5 separate regions of the Homo sapiens genome follow, and all the other regions are linked to region 2. A link is a contact called in ENCODE Hi-C or POLR2A ChIA-PET data. All regions are on one chromosome and are shown on one strand. Each heading gives the region's core, a stretch centred on a gene start or an enhancer-like site at or near the end of the contact. The rest is flanking DNA. Distances are from core to core; before and after follow the strand shown. Region 1 holds the start of POLQ (DNA polymerase theta). Region 2 holds the start of ZBTB20 (zinc finger and BTB domain containing 20). Region 3 holds the start of LRRC58 (leucine rich repeat containing 58). Region 4 holds the start of RABL3 (RAB, member of RAS oncogene family like 3). Region 5 overlaps LOC124906267 (a long non-coding RNA gene).

Region 1 (2,700 bases), core at 73-2,572, 6.4 Mb before region 2:
AAGCAATTCTCCCGCCTCAGCCTCCAGAGTAGCTGGGATTACAGGCACCCGCCATCATACCCGGCTAATTTTTTGTATTTTTGTAGAGACGGGGTTTCACCATGTTGGCCAGGCTGGTCTAGAGCTCCTGACCTCAGGTGATGCACTCATCTCGGCCTCCCAAAGTGCTGGGATTACAGGCGTGAGCCACCACGGCCGGCGAGATCTCTTTTATTTCTTTAATAGTACTCTTCATTTCTGCCCAAGCATATGGCACACTTCATTAACTGACTTGTTTAATGTCTGCCTTATTCTCTAGACTCTTTCTCTTTGAGAGCAGGAACCATTTTATGCCATTTCACTGCCATTTACCCAGTGGCTAGCTTACAGTAGATACTCAGTAAATAGTTGTTGATTGCGTAAAAGGCCAAGAGAAAAATGTTTCATTCACGGAGTAATGTCGCCATCTCGTGGAACTTTAGAATATTGTCATTTAAATCAAAAAAATGTTTTCACGGAAGGAATTGATGGTTCGAATGCTATTTTCCAGATTGTATTCGAGTGTTTTTTTTTTTTTTAATTGGACTGGACCTTTTGAGATTTTTAGTGCTCTAGAACTGCACAGCCTCTTCAGGTCAGGCTTAGGGCCTACTAGTTTTGCTTGGTGAAATGAATTATGCAACTAGGTAATGAATGGTCACCGTTTTACGTTCAGAACTCGTTCGCTTCTACCTTTACAAAAGGGACAACACAGATGCATTACTAAGCTCTTGGCTCATAACGATCCCTGGGGTATATTCAGAGCCCCTTCCTCGCGGCGTTCATATAGTGTCTCAGGGGTCTGTCAGCCAGCAATCCCCAATTCCTCATTACATATTCCTCACAATGCATGCTGGCTAAAATGGAAATTGTGTTCAGAAATAGCCCTGCCCTACCATCATATACTAGGAGAAAGGAGGAAATTATGCTCTATTAGAAACCCTAGGCTATCTTGCATAATGCTTCTCAATCTGAAATAATTTTTTACAGAATACCAATACGTTAAGAAGAGCTACTTCCCTGATCTACCTATTATGGGCAGCCCATTTTATGAAGTTAGCATGGCCTTCCTATTCAAACCAGAAATGGACAAAAGGAGAAGGAAGGCTTTTAGGTCAGTATGGTTATAACTGTAGATTCTGTATTCTTCCTCTTTAATCTATCTCTCATATTAACCAACCAGGAGGTTGGAGGCCGGAAGTCTTAGACGCCAGCGAGAGCCGCTCCTTCCCCACGAGTCTATGGCTTTCGGGTTACTTAAGCCACGGAGAACTCTATGGTTCCGGGGCGGGCCGGGAGGTTTGAGTTTGAAGACTGGCGGGAAGATGTCCGCAGCTGTTGCCAGGCCAGGGTTCTCCCGAGAGGGAGGACGCTGGGACTGTGGCTTGCCCTGATCGGCCGAGAAGAGTTTGCCATGAATCTTCTGCGTCGGAGTGGGAAACGGCGGCGTTCAGAATCAGGCTCAGATTCGTTCTCGGGAAGCGGCGGTGACAGCAGTGCCAGCCCCCAGTTCCTCTCCGGGTCCGTGCTGAGCCCGCCGCCCGGCCTTGGTCGCTGCCTGAAGGCCGCAGCTGCAGGTGCTCCAGGAACCCGGGAGGCCGCGGGCAACGGGGGCAGCTCCGCCGGGCCATGGGTCGGGAGGTGTCCTCACCCCACGGGACTTGCTTCGTTGCATACCCCATTGGGCTTCTACTCCCCTTCTCTGTGACTGGGGCCTGGTGTGGCAGGTCACTTTCTGTTCAGACATACGCGTGTTTTCAGTGATCGCCTGGTATTAATGTTCACGTGGCTTCTGGATCTTTCGACCTTTAGAGAAACAACTTCCTAGTTAGCTTCATCCCATCATCTGTTGGGCGGCTCGTTCCTGGTAGTACCCAGTACTCCTTACAGACCCTTAAGACAGGATTGTTGGGCCTGGAGTACGGCACAGGCTGTTCGGCGTCCAGGGGAAGGCTGGAAGGGATTCGTAATGAGATTGGTTGGGTGTCCCGTGGATGTCGACCCAGTTTTTTAAAATCGTTAGTTGTGCAGTCGTCATGGAACTAAAACTTACTATAAATAGAAACTCACCTAACTTAGCTTTGTAATGCTTGCATATTGCCCTCCTCCCCCAACTACACCCGTAATTCCAACACTCTTTATCTACTGTGTATTGCACGCTTTTTTGTTCGTTTGAGGCTTTTAAGGAATTTTTATTATATGCAGTAAATAACAATTTATTACTTTTCTATACATGGTCAATTTCTCATAAGATTCTTGAAGTCAGGATGTGCTTTAAAGAGCTTCATTTCAACACATAGGAATTCCAACACACGGTGAAGGGCTAACTGTAAAACTCATATATTAGAAGTAAATTAAATTTTAATTTTTTCTTTTTCCTAAAAGGAGAATGCAAGCCTACAGTTCCTGACTACGAAAGAGACAAGCTACTATTGGCAAACTGGGGACTTCCTAAAGCAGTTCTGGAAAAATACCACAGTTTTGGTGTAAAAAAGATGTTTGAATGGCAGGCAGAGTGCCTTTTGCTTGGACAAGTCCTGGAAGGAAAGAATTTAGTTTATTCAGGTATCCAAATTTATGTAAACTAATTACTATTTTTAAGATATGAATGTAAAGAATACTCTATTGAGGTAGTTGTGGTTCGTTTAAAAGGTGAATGAGGCAGTGCTTTATAACTAGAGA
Region 2 (2,700 bases), core at 194-2,693:
AGTGAAAAGCGATTTCCCCAACCCTCCCATCTTGGCCCTTGTAAGAAATCCTTTTTAGGAATCTATCCTGGGCTTCCTGCTGGACTTCAGCCTCATTTTTTTCTCCAATGCCTGAGTACTGGACCAATATTTGGTAAGAATTTGGCTCTGGGGAGTGCTATGTTGAATGACAAATGGTTGAGGACGAAGATTTTATTGAAGCATTTGAACCACACTTAATTTTCCGTGTTGCTTTATTTGTTCCTTTTACCACCCAGGATATTGAATTCTGTGGGCTCTGGTTGAGTCGTTGGTACTTCAGGCGTTCAGTAATAAGAAACATAATCTGCTTTTTCCGGCAGGATAATAAATCTCATTTATATTAAGGGAGGCTTACTCCAAACTCTTTTACATAGTATTTTTCTAAATCTTCTGCATGAACAAATTCTTCCTTGAGCCCTAGCACTGGGGACCCGGTCTGGCAACCTGCGCCCCATTCCGCGGGAATCAAGCGTGACCCGGTGCGGCCTTGCGCGCTGCCGCCAGCCAGACCCTCCCTCCGGCTTTCCCACCCACCGCCCGGGATCCAGCCTCCATCCCGCTGCCTCAGCTGTCCAAGACAGCGACACCCCCCTCTCCGCTCCCGCGGCTCCCCCGGCGCAGCTCGCCGCGCCAGACAGCGGGTAACCGCCGCCTCCGCTGGGGCATCCCGGCTCCACAGGCCCAGCGCGCTCCAGACACCTGCCTCTCACTGGCCACCGCCGCTGCCCCTCACCCCGCAGCCCTCTCGGCAATTGGCCCCAGGCCGCCGCTCGTCATCCTCAGCCTTCTCCTAGAGTACCGCCTCCGTCGCCGGGTCATTTAAGTTTATCACAAATAAATAAATAAAGGAGGAAATAGAAATGCGTAGAAAGTAAAAGCAGTAGGGGGTGGGGGAGATGGGGCGTGGAGGAAAAGGAGGGAGGAGCGGAGGAGTAAGCAACCTAACCTGATTGCGCCTGTGTCGACCAATCATGGCTCACTCCAGTCCGGTCTGACGGGCTCCCTGAACCAATAGCCTTCCACCTCCCGGATCACTGAACAACGAGATACGATTGACCTTTTCAGAAAGGGTGAAGGTGCGGCGGGGGGAGGGGGTTGTGGGGGTGGGCGAAGTGGAAGGATTGTCCACCAATCGCCTGTTAATACTTCTCTGAGCGAAGTTTCCGCGTCCCAATGGATGTTTGAGATAGCGGATTGGGCCTCTTTTAGCCCAATCGAAGGTGACAGAGATGAGGGAAGAGGAAGAAAGGGGCGGGGACGGGGGGGCGGAGGGGAGAAGGAAGAGTGCATTTTGTTTATGGGCGGCAACCTCACGAGGGGCGTCCCATTCTCATTGGCTCACTGAAGCCAAGATTGGCGTGAGAGCTATCCTATAGCGGGGAGAGATAGAGGGTTCGCGGAGTGAAGCGTCCAATGTGGGCCTTCTGCCGAAGAAGTAGGGGCGGGGGGAAGTTTAGGAGTTGAGGAAAGAAGATTAAAGAGCGCGAGGAGGTAATGCCACAAACTCTAATTTGTTGTGGGACGGGCGGGAGAGAGGGAGGAGTGTGTGCGTGCCGAGGGGGATGAGGCGTCTGCGAGGCGCCTGGAGTGGGGGGCGGCGGGACTGGGAAGGAGGGGAGCGGGGTGGGGTTGGGGGAGCGAGTTACAGAGCGGCGAGCCAGCGGGCCCTGAGCTGGATGAGCGCGCGCGCCCCCGCGCCCCGCCCCGCCCCGCCCCGCCCGCGCCCCCTCCCCCGGCGCCCTTCTTAGCGCCCGGCGGCTGCCTCGCCCGACCCGGCGGGGAGGTGGGAGGGAGGCGCGGGAGGGTCGAAGGGTGGCGGGGCGGGCGGGACGTCCCGCAGCTGGAAACGTGTCTTCTGCCTTCTTCTCTCTACTCCCTGCGCCTGGAGCCGCTGCTTCCAAGAAGAGGAGCTGAGGGGGACTAGCCGGGGCTCAGGAGCTGCTAGAGGCGCCCGCTTGTCTTCTGCCCCCTCCCTCCTCGCCCTCCCCCGCTTGCCGTGGCTCTCGCGGTCTCTGGAGCGTCTTCAGAGAACTGGGGGGCAGGAGGTGTCCTGGCCCCACAGCCGCTGGATGTCTCTCCAGACGCCGGAGCTCCCGGCCCCCGCCTGCTTCGCTTCTACGACTAGAGAGGAGGGGGCTTGGGAAGGGAAGACACACCTTTCCTTCTTTCTCTTCTTTGGGCCACTTCGGAAACATTAAAACATGTTAACACTTTTTGATTCCTGATATAAAAATGGTTGGAAGGTTCTTGAAAGTTTAAAACAAATGCCGTCTCTCGTACACTGTTTAATGTATTCCTGTCTGTGTGGCTTTTGGGTCCTCCCCCCACCCCCCGCCCCCAGCTGTTATCCTTTTTAAGGATGCTGAAGAGGCAGGAGGCAGGGATTTTCTAAAAGTTCTATTGATAAACACACTTGCACAAACATATGCTAGGCACACACACAAACTAAACATTAGCGAAAAACACAATATGGCGTACAGCTACGGTACCTAGCGCGGTAATCCGCTGATCTCTCACTCCGAACTGGGTTGAATGAGGTCAGTAGCAGGATGACAGCTCTCCAATGAAAATCTGAATGAATCAGGAAGTAGTTTGGAAGCTTGCGGGTGTAGTACTGTCCTCAGAATCAGCATTGGCCAAACCTAAGTTGAACATGTTACCTTTCTAGACATGTGAAAA
Region 3 (2,700 bases), core at 27-2,526, 5.2 Mb before region 2:
AGGACTACTGTTAGAATGCTGGCTTGACCCAAAATAAGGTCTGTTCTTAAAAGGACTCTTTCAAAACAGATGACTCATCAGTTTTAAAAAGCATTCCACCATTAGCTTAAACATACAAAGTACGTCCTTCTAGGACTACCACTCAATCAGAAATTAAAGTTTGACTGCAGAGTAAAGGCATAGTTTCTCATACAAATAAATGACTGGCAAGAAAAAAACGACTTTCCTTTTTTAAGGAGGAAAGCAATTTAATGTCGTTGATTATACACGACCACTTAACTTTCTTATGTATAAGCTTTGTTAAAAAAAAAAAAAGCTAAGCATTTTTTCTCATTTCTATTCATTACTTTTCAAAATCATAAAATGTAATTTCAGAAAAGATTGAGTTTGGGACAAGGATGAAAAATACGTTAATTAGAATTACTAAATTAGTACCAGATCAGGATTTTCCCAAACTGTAGTTTTGACCTGCAGTACAAACTCTATGCTTTGAGTTTTTAAACTAACTCATTAATTTGAGCTATCTCAAATCATGCAACCGCCTCCATATCTCCCAAATTCACTCCTAGACACAACTTACACCAAAAGCCACGTATGTGCTTCTACAATTAAAACGGGCAAAACGTCCTTACTTGATACACATTTCTGCCTTAAAAAAGAAAAAAATAATTCTGTGGGGCAAGTAGTGCGGGTGTTACCCATATTTTATGCATGGGGCAACTGAAATCAAATCCCTGCCCTAGGCTATTTAACAGCGGAACCTCCAGTAAGGGTCCGGGGGTTCTGAGGTCTAGTCCAGCTGCGTTCACATTTCGAGGTCGGCTTTGTTAATCCTCGGACTTTAAATTCCTGCGGTTTTCTGTCATGGAGCTAAATCACCACTAAATTACTGTGTGCTCACAGAGTCCTGCAGACACGGGCCCCACTTTTAAACTGAAAAACAAGCGGGGGACGGGGGGGGCACGTGACGCGCGAACCCTCAAGGCGAGATAACCGAACATCCTTGGGCTGTTTGCCGAGGCAGTCTTGTAGCCCTGGAATAGGTCACCAGGCTCCAGCGACTATAAAGCGCGGCCGCCGAAACCCGGTCCGGCTCAGATGACAATTTGGCAGCCTCTGGGTGTCTGCCTCAGTTCTGCGCAGCCCATGCTGCGCTCTTGCCACTCCGCGCCCCGCGCCTCGTGAGGCAGAGCCCGCCCCGGAGCGGCGCGCGCACCCCAGGACTCGCGTCGCGTGACTCGGCCAAGGCGCGCAGGGTTTGCGCCCGCCCGCGCCACTTCCGACTCAGCCCTCGGTTCAGGTTCCGGGGCGCCGCAGAGCTCCCGGCCTCTGGACCGCGCGCGGCGCTCTGGGGAATCCGGCGCCACGCGCCGTGCGGTGGCCAGGATGGAGGAGGCCGGAGCAGCGGTGGTCACGGCCGGGGAGGCCGAACTGAACTGGTCCCGCCTCAGCGTGTCCACCGAGACGCTGGAGTCTGAGCTGGAGGCGCGGGGGGAGGAGCGGCGCGGGGCGCGGGAGGCGCTGCTGCGGCTGCTGCTGCCTCACAACCGTCTGGTGTCGCTGCCACGGGCGCTGGGCAGCGGCTTCCCGCACCTCCAGCTGCTGGACGTGAGCGGCAACGCGTTGACCGCGCTCGGGCCGGAGCTGCTCGCTCTGCGCGGCCTGCGCACGCTGCTGGCCAAGAACAACCGGCTCGGCGGGCCCAGTGCGCTGCCCAAGGGCCTGGCCCAGTCGCCGCTCTGCCGCAGCCTCCAGGTGCTCAACCTCAGCGGCAACTGTTTCCAGGAGGTGCCTGCCTCGCTCTTAGAGCTGCGCGCGCTGCAGACCCTGAGCCTGGGCGGCAACCAACTGCAGAGCATCCCGGCTGAGATCGAGAACTTGCAGAGGTGAGCGGGTGTGTGCCGGAGGGTGGGGAGGCCTCGGGCGGTGTCCGGGAACCCTGGGGCGCCGGGCCTGGGCACCTCAACGTTTGTCACGTAACTATTTCCAAGCTTTCTCTTTAACTGTGCGGTAGTGAGTTCTGCCCAACCATCTCAGCAAGTTGTTGTAAATACCTAGTATGTTCGCATGTGTGACTGTTTGGTGTGTTGTGTTTGGCCTATGCAGATTCTCGAGGCATTTTTTCTGTCTTCCTTATTGAATCTGGGGCGTGATCCAAACTGAGTGGAAACTCAAAACAGATGTAAATCAGAGGTTGTCACTTCTTTGCTCAAAAGTCTTCCGTGGATTTCCATCTCTATAGATCAAAGTACGTGCCTTTGAGCGTGGCGTACAAGGTGCTCTGATCTAACCCTTGCTTTCCACTACATTTGCAGCTTCCTCTTCTCTGTGGCAGTACCAACTACCATTTGTGGAGTTCAGTGACCTATGCATTTTCCCACGTAGAGAAAGCAGCTTGGAGTTGCTGGTAGGCACTCAGTATGTGTTGAATGGATGCAGTGCCTCTGTACACGTGCTGTTTCCCTTGCTTGGAATGTTTCCTTCACCTGGCAAACGCCTATCATCCTTCAAAAGCTATCTCAAGTTAATCATCTCTGTGATTCCTTTTTTACTACTCCCTGCACAACAATTTTTTTCGTTACTACTCCCTGCACAAAAAAGTACAGCCTATGCTGTACTTTCTCTGTGCTTCATTCATCTTGCCTTTGCATTTACCTTATTGGATATGATTCCTTGTTTACAGGAATTATCTGCTTCACC
Region 4 (2,700 bases), core at 123-2,622, 5.6 Mb before region 2:
GCACCAGGCACGGAGCCAGAGAAACAAAGTTGAAAAGAAGGCACCCTCTGCCCTCTGTCTACCCTGTCAGCCTCATAACCAGCCACACCAGCATATTCTCAATTCCATGAGCCACATGTGCTTTCCCTGCATCCCAAGGCTTTGCACATGCTGTTCCTTCTGCCCCTACAGCTAAGCCCAAACCCCCTTCTCCTAATCATCCTTCAAGTCTCAAATGATATTTCCTCATGGAGGCCTTCCCAGACTCCCCATTAAGTAGCATACAATCATCCCCTTTCACGTGTTCCATGGCTCTTTCCCCCTTCTTGTACTTTCTCCATGTCTATCTCTAAGACCAGACTTCATCTTGTTCACCAATTAATTTCCAGCATCTAGCATAGCCAGACAAGTACTTCCATAAAACTTTCCATATGTCTCCTAGGCACGTTTTGTTCCAACATGGCTCATCTTGCCAGCTTCCCCCTGCTTCACTTCCTCCACTCTTGTTTCCAAGGTAGAATCGGACAGGCTACTGGGCACTCTCTTCTTAAATTTAAAACAGTTTTAAGCGGGAGGTGCGTGGATCAAATTCAGGATGTTAAAAGATTGTACTGACTGCAGAGTGGAGAAAAAAACAAGAAAAGTGGATGCGAAGAGACCAGTTAGATTACTTCAGTAAATCGCCACTCCAGTTCTAGAACAACTTGGGATTCTACACATCTAACTGCGGTGTTGTGTTACCACATTTCATGGCACTTTCCACGCCTTCACACACACAGCGGCAAACTACCGCGAAACCTCCGGACCCAGCTGCCCTCCACGAGACGCGTTCGGTGATATGCACTCCTCCCCAATGCGAGACTCCGAGACCCCAAACTCCCTCGGACTCTCCCAGTTGGGTCCAGGGCCACACTCGGCGCAGCCAAGCCCGCCCTACCCGAGGTCGCACACGGGCCGCTCCGGGGTCAATGGTTCTTTGGAGGACCAAGAGGACCAAGGCAACAGGGTAATTCATTAGGGGAGGATAGTTAAGAGGGAGCGAAAGGAAGAAGAAATCATGAAATGCAATGCCCGGCCAGGGAACTCCGAACAAGGAACAGGGAACAAGGTTTACCAAGGCGAATCCTGGAACACTCCCACTACAGCTGCCCCCAGCGCTTCAACTACCGGCTTAAATGAACCACGCCCCTTGCGCGACAAAGAAAACGCACTATTCCTGCGACCAGCTGGGGAAGCACCCCGCTACCTTTTACCAGACCAGCCAATGAGTTCAGTGAAACCTTCGATCAAGACAGTCACGCTCCGAGTGGCCAATGAAATTGAAGGCTCTGCCCTCCATGCCCAACTCTGATTGGCTTACAATCCAGGAACAGGCGTTAACCCAGGGAAGGCAGTGGCAAGATGGCGTCCCTGGATCGGGTGAAGGTACTGGTGTTGGGAGACTCAGGTGAGCGGCTTACCCTACCTCTGGGGCTCCAGACACTTTTGAGTTACCCAGTAACCCTCCCCTTAGCTTCCTTCCCTCAACTTCCTGGCTCCTCGGCCCGTGGCTGAAGTCCCTCCCAGGGCCTGAAGACTACACTTCCCAGGGGACTTTGCTCCGTGTGACGACGCGGTGGCGGCGGCGTCGTCGCGCGGGTGGGGGTCGCGGAGCCCGGGTCTTTTGCCTTCGCGGCTTTCCGCATCGGTCTCCCAGGCGACCCCAGCCTAGAGTGTATTGTCAATTCTTTTATTAAAAAAAAAAAAAAAAAAAGCAGGCATTGAGTATTGTATGGGGTTCTATGTTAAGGGTACAGAAGTTAGTAGGACCGTGCCTTCAAGAGATTTTGTTCATTAAGGAAGTCAAACGTGCACTGAGAAACGTGCACTGAGAAACGTGCACTGGCAAGCGCTTCGCATGTATTAACTCATTTAATTCTGAGACAGTCCTGTTATCCCATTTTACAGATGAGAGTAGTGAGGCAGAGAGATGTAAATGACAGAATCCTTTTGAACGCGGAGTCCACGAACTTAAACGCTAAGTTATAATTATGCAGTGACATATTGGGTAGTGGTCCTGTTTTATTCTTAACTGAGCTTAATTTCCTGGTTCTCGTTTGATCTTCATTGAAAACCTATTATGTCCTAGACTGTACAATAGAGAAATTAAAGTAAGAGTTTTATTCTGAAGCAGCTAGGATTTAACGCTGAGCCCAATTTAATCCTAGTGTTAAATATATATATATTTTTTTAATCTCAGTGGATGCAAAAAGAATTCTTTTGACACCTGGGACATTTGAGAACTACAGCTGGCGTCTGGATTTCCAGCTCCCACCTCACTGCCCTTATCTTTTCTTCCATAATCCCCAATTCAGCTCTCCTTAGTAACTTCAATAAATGCTGACCTTGCATTTTATAGAAGCGCTCCTCTGGAGTTGGCCTAAGAGCATGTGTTGTGAGCAAAGACGTTGTGCTAGATGCTTGGAGGTGGAGAGGCTTGAAAACTTAATAGAAACTAAATAAAATTGTGGGCAGCAAATATAGGTTAAGAATGTTTTCACATTGCCCTGAGGATTATTTGCATTATGAAATATTTTACAGAGAGCATTATTTAATATTCCCCTAAGAAAGTTGCCTTTTGAAACTTAATGAACATAATCACAATTTATGTCGACTTCATTTCTATCAGGTAGCTTGAAGTGGTGCCGAAGTTAATTTAATAAAATCACTCAGTTTTACAGA
Region 5 (2,700 bases), core at 8-2,507, 5.3 Mb after region 2:
ACCCACCAACATTCCTCCTGAAGTCTTGCTTCCTCCACACAGCACTGATAGTTAGCAGGGTCCTGCTGTGGCCTTTGAGGAATCCCTACAGTGGTTCTGTGTCCTTGCACTCCTATCTGGAGATATCACAGATCTCCAGATCTAGGAGTAAGGAAACTGGGTGTAAGGAAACTCTTCACTGTGAGTAAAAGTAATCCCTTTTCTTTTATTTCATGTAGGAGGCATTCTCTCTCTCCTCTCTTTCAAGGGCGTCTAGCACAACTTTATCAAAAAGTATAGACTTAGAAAATGAAAACCTAGGTTGGAAGTAAAACTTCAGTTTTTTCAAACTCAAAACATCCTTGAGACCAAGAAGCACAGAGTCTGGCTACCTACTGAATGAAGGATATATGAATGAATGATAGAGACATATCAATTGATATCATTAAAGATACCCTGAAGTGTTACCAGTAGTTTTTTACACAGATCCTTAAAGCCATAAATGCCGTGAATTTTTTTTTTTGACAGTCTATCTCTGTTGCACAGGCTGGAGTGCAGTGGCGTGATCTTGACTCACTGCAACCTCCACCTCCTGGGTTCAAACGATTCTCCTGCCTCAGCCTCCTGAGTATCTGGGACTACAGGCGCCCGCCACCACACCCAGCTAATTTTTTTTGGTATTTTTAATTGAGACGGGGTTTCGCCATATTGTCCAGGCTGGTCTCGAATTCCTGACCTTGTGATCCGCCCACCTCAGCCTCCCAAAGTGCTGAGATTACAGGCATGAGCCACAGCGCCTGGCCTATTTTTATTTTTTTACGTGTTTTCTTCCTCTCTCTTTCTCTTGTCAGCTTATTAACATGCTTATTCATTTGTAAAAGGTGACAGCATACCCAAGCAGAAAAGGCGAGATGTTTCTACCAGCCTGGCTCCTCTTCTCTGGCCTCTATTCTTTTGGCCTAAGAGATAGACAATACATCAAGCAAGGTCCTTATTTGCAAGCAAAATAAGAAATCAATCATGACTGAATAAATGGGAGGATAAAAAAGAGTTTATTTTAAAAACTAATAGGTAGCTCTCTGAATCACCAGGAGAGCGGAACCATCTTGCTCAGAACAATGAATCTTGAACAATGCCCCAATTGAGGCTGCAAAACTGGGCTGATGAGGAAACTACTTCTGCCCCCACAAAACTAGAACACTGAGTGTCCTAGATAATGTTGTCACTGATCTATCAGGAACACAATTGTGCTGTAACCACTTCCTTTATCAGAGAATGAGTCACTTCCCGTGTTTTTTGGTGTCACTAACTTCCTACTCAAAAACTGGTATGAGTGCATCCAATATAGAGAGCCCGAAGTATTTGCCCAAACCCTTGCTTCAAATCAGGCTGAGAACGTATCTGGTATTTTTAGTTTTTATAGTTTATATAGTTAATGTTTCTAAAGTTTAAAGTTTGCTCTTTCTCCCACCAAGATTAATCTCACGTAGAAAGGGGATGCAAATGCTAGGCAGACAAAAAGACTGAAAAAAAAAAAATCTCCACAACAGAAAGACTGACACAAAGCTGAAAGAGAAAACAAGACAGGAAGTTAGGGTACAGTTAGAAATGCCTTTGGTTTCAATTAATAAAATATCTGATTAGGTATTTTTAAAAAGTAATTTAAAAAATAGAGGGAGTCTTTTTTGTTTAGTCACAGAATGCAAAATCTGAAAGTAAGAACTTGTTGCTTTCATTAGCTCAGGAGCTCAACAATGTTAAGATTAAGTCAAAAGTTCACTTGTCCTTTTCCTCTTAATTCCAAAATGACTATTTTTGCTTCAAATCAGGTAAAAGAGAGAGAGGATAAGAAGTGTCAACAGACTTCTCTATACATTTCATGGGCGAGAATCACTGGCAACCAGTCCATAAAAAATGTATCACTGAAGCCACAAGCTAGAGAAATATTCTCCTATATGTGAAGTAACACGATCCTACAAGGTTCTTTTAAAGGATACCAATTAAAACTACTTTCTAACAAATTTGTTGCTCTTTTACTGCGAAAAGTATATGCATCCCAACCTTGAATGATAAATTTTATCAGTAAAAATCTTTATATTTTCAAAAATTTAACCATTAATTGTGTATGGACTCATACTCAATAGAAAATATAAATGAATACACATTATGTCACAAAATTAAAATCATGGAAATCAAGAGAGAGTCACCTCGTTTATAACTGCCTTCCCTATTGAAAGATATATCTGCAGAATGGATGCACCACCTCACCCGCTGTTTTATTTTTCTCTACAATCAGATATAGTTCATAGGTCTTGGCAAGAGCAATCCCATTTACTTTAACTGTTATTAGAGTGTTCATGTTTTCATGCCTTTTCATCTGTTTTCTTTGCTTCTGGAACTCTTTGAAGGCTTACTTTAGATGGCCTTGCTTGGTAACATCTAAAATACCATTTCTAAGATCCTGGTGTTCTCCCCAGTCATTTGGATAATTGCCACTATTGATGCTAGTTTGACTCTGGCATTCTGGACATTCCCTTATCCCATCTTCATATTGCTCTTTATTTATATGGTAGCAAACGGAAGTCCATATCATATGTCTCCATATGAATGGGACATCAGAATTAAATAGACATAAAAATGAAAAGATTCCTGGGAAAAATCACTCAGGATGCTCTGGGTTGGAGTCTATCCAGGCTGTGCTATTTATTATTCAGTTGACTT

Evidence for each region. Hi-C counts contacts between places; a loop is a spot of excess contacts on that map. ChIA-PET counts read pairs that join two places held with the same protein, here RNA polymerase II (POLR2A). Pooled maps may share reads with other maps.
Region 1: a loop to region 2 is called in a map of naive thymus-derived CD4-positive, alpha-beta T cell, with 18 times the contacts of the local background. The contact joins the promoter of POLQ here to the promoter of ZBTB20 in region 2. A Hi-C loop is called at or near these places in 1 of 168 maps with a recorded cell type or tissue (naive thymus-derived CD4-positive, alpha-beta T cell) and 6 of 50 pooled maps. POLR2A ChIA-PET finds 5 or more read pairs at or near these places in 1 of 52 experiments (AG04450).
Region 3: a map of B cell shows a loop between it and region 2 (38-fold over the local background). The contact joins the promoter of LRRC58 here to the promoter of ZBTB20 in region 2. A Hi-C loop is called at or near these places in 2 of 168 maps with a recorded cell type or tissue (B cell and CD4-positive, alpha-beta T cell), 1 of 37 single-sample maps with no recorded cell type and 9 of 50 pooled maps.
Region 4: a loop to region 2 is called in a map of CD4-positive, alpha-beta memory T cell, with 19 times the contacts of the local background. The contact joins the promoter of RABL3 here to the promoter of ZBTB20 in region 2. A Hi-C loop is called at or near these places in 2 of 168 maps with a recorded cell type or tissue (CD4-positive, alpha-beta memory T cell and naive thymus-derived CD4-positive, alpha-beta T cell) and 11 of 50 pooled maps.
Region 5: a loop to region 2 is called in a map of CD4-positive, alpha-beta memory T cell, with 18 times the contacts of the local background. The contact joins the enhancer-like site here to the promoter of ZBTB20 in region 2. A Hi-C loop is called at or near these places in 2 of 168 maps with a recorded cell type or tissue (CD4-positive, alpha-beta memory T cell and naive thymus-derived CD4-positive, alpha-beta T cell) and 6 of 50 pooled maps.

What each region holds. Positions count from the first base shown.
Region 1 is chr3:121,544,610-121,547,309 of GRCh38, reverse strand. It overlaps POLQ (DNA polymerase theta), which reads left to right and starts at 1,322. Exons shown (of 30, transcript NM_199420.4): 1 at 1,322-1,595; 2 at 2,404-2,583. The coding sequence starts at 1,433. RefSeq lists enhancers at 1,174-1,468, 1,360-1,589.
Region 2 is chr3:115,146,031-115,148,730 of GRCh38, reverse strand. It overlaps ZBTB20 (zinc finger and BTB domain containing 20), which reads left to right and starts at 1,443. Exons shown (of 12, transcript NM_001348800.3): 1 at 1,443-1,512. RefSeq lists silencers at 448-667, 1,228-1,397, 1,708-1,977 and enhancers at 718-927, 2,658-2,700.
Region 3 is chr3:120,347,930-120,350,629 of GRCh38, reverse strand. It overlaps LRRC58 (leucine rich repeat containing 58), which reads left to right and starts at 1,276. Exons shown (of 4, transcript NM_001099678.2): 1 at 1,276-1,886. The coding sequence starts at 1,387. It also overlaps the pseudogene BTNL12P. RefSeq lists a silencer at 1,281-1,610 and an enhancer at 1,961-2,010.
Region 4 is chr3:120,741,188-120,743,887 of GRCh38, reverse strand. It overlaps RABL3 (RAB, member of RAS oncogene family like 3), which reads left to right and starts at 1,372. Exons shown (of 8, transcript NM_173825.5): 1 at 1,372-1,426. The coding sequence starts at 1,381. GTF2E1 (general transcription factor IIE subunit 1) reads right to left here and starts at 1,144. Exons shown (of 5, transcript NM_005513.3): 1 at 1,094-1,144. RefSeq lists enhancers at 1,092-1,211, 1,092-1,386, 834-1,472, 1,352-1,641, 1,473-2,111.
Region 5 is chr3:109,805,653-109,808,352 of GRCh38, reverse strand. The region is part of intron 2 of LOC124906267 (a long non-coding RNA gene); the gene reads right to left. Among named protein-coding and RNA genes, the nearest start is that of MIR4445, 200 kb to the right of the region's middle. RefSeq lists an enhancer at 353-1,552. Within about 2 kb of position 1,257, at least 5 of the 41 ENCODE cell types and tissues checked have a DNase peak (open chromatin) inside an H3K27ac peak, as active enhancers do.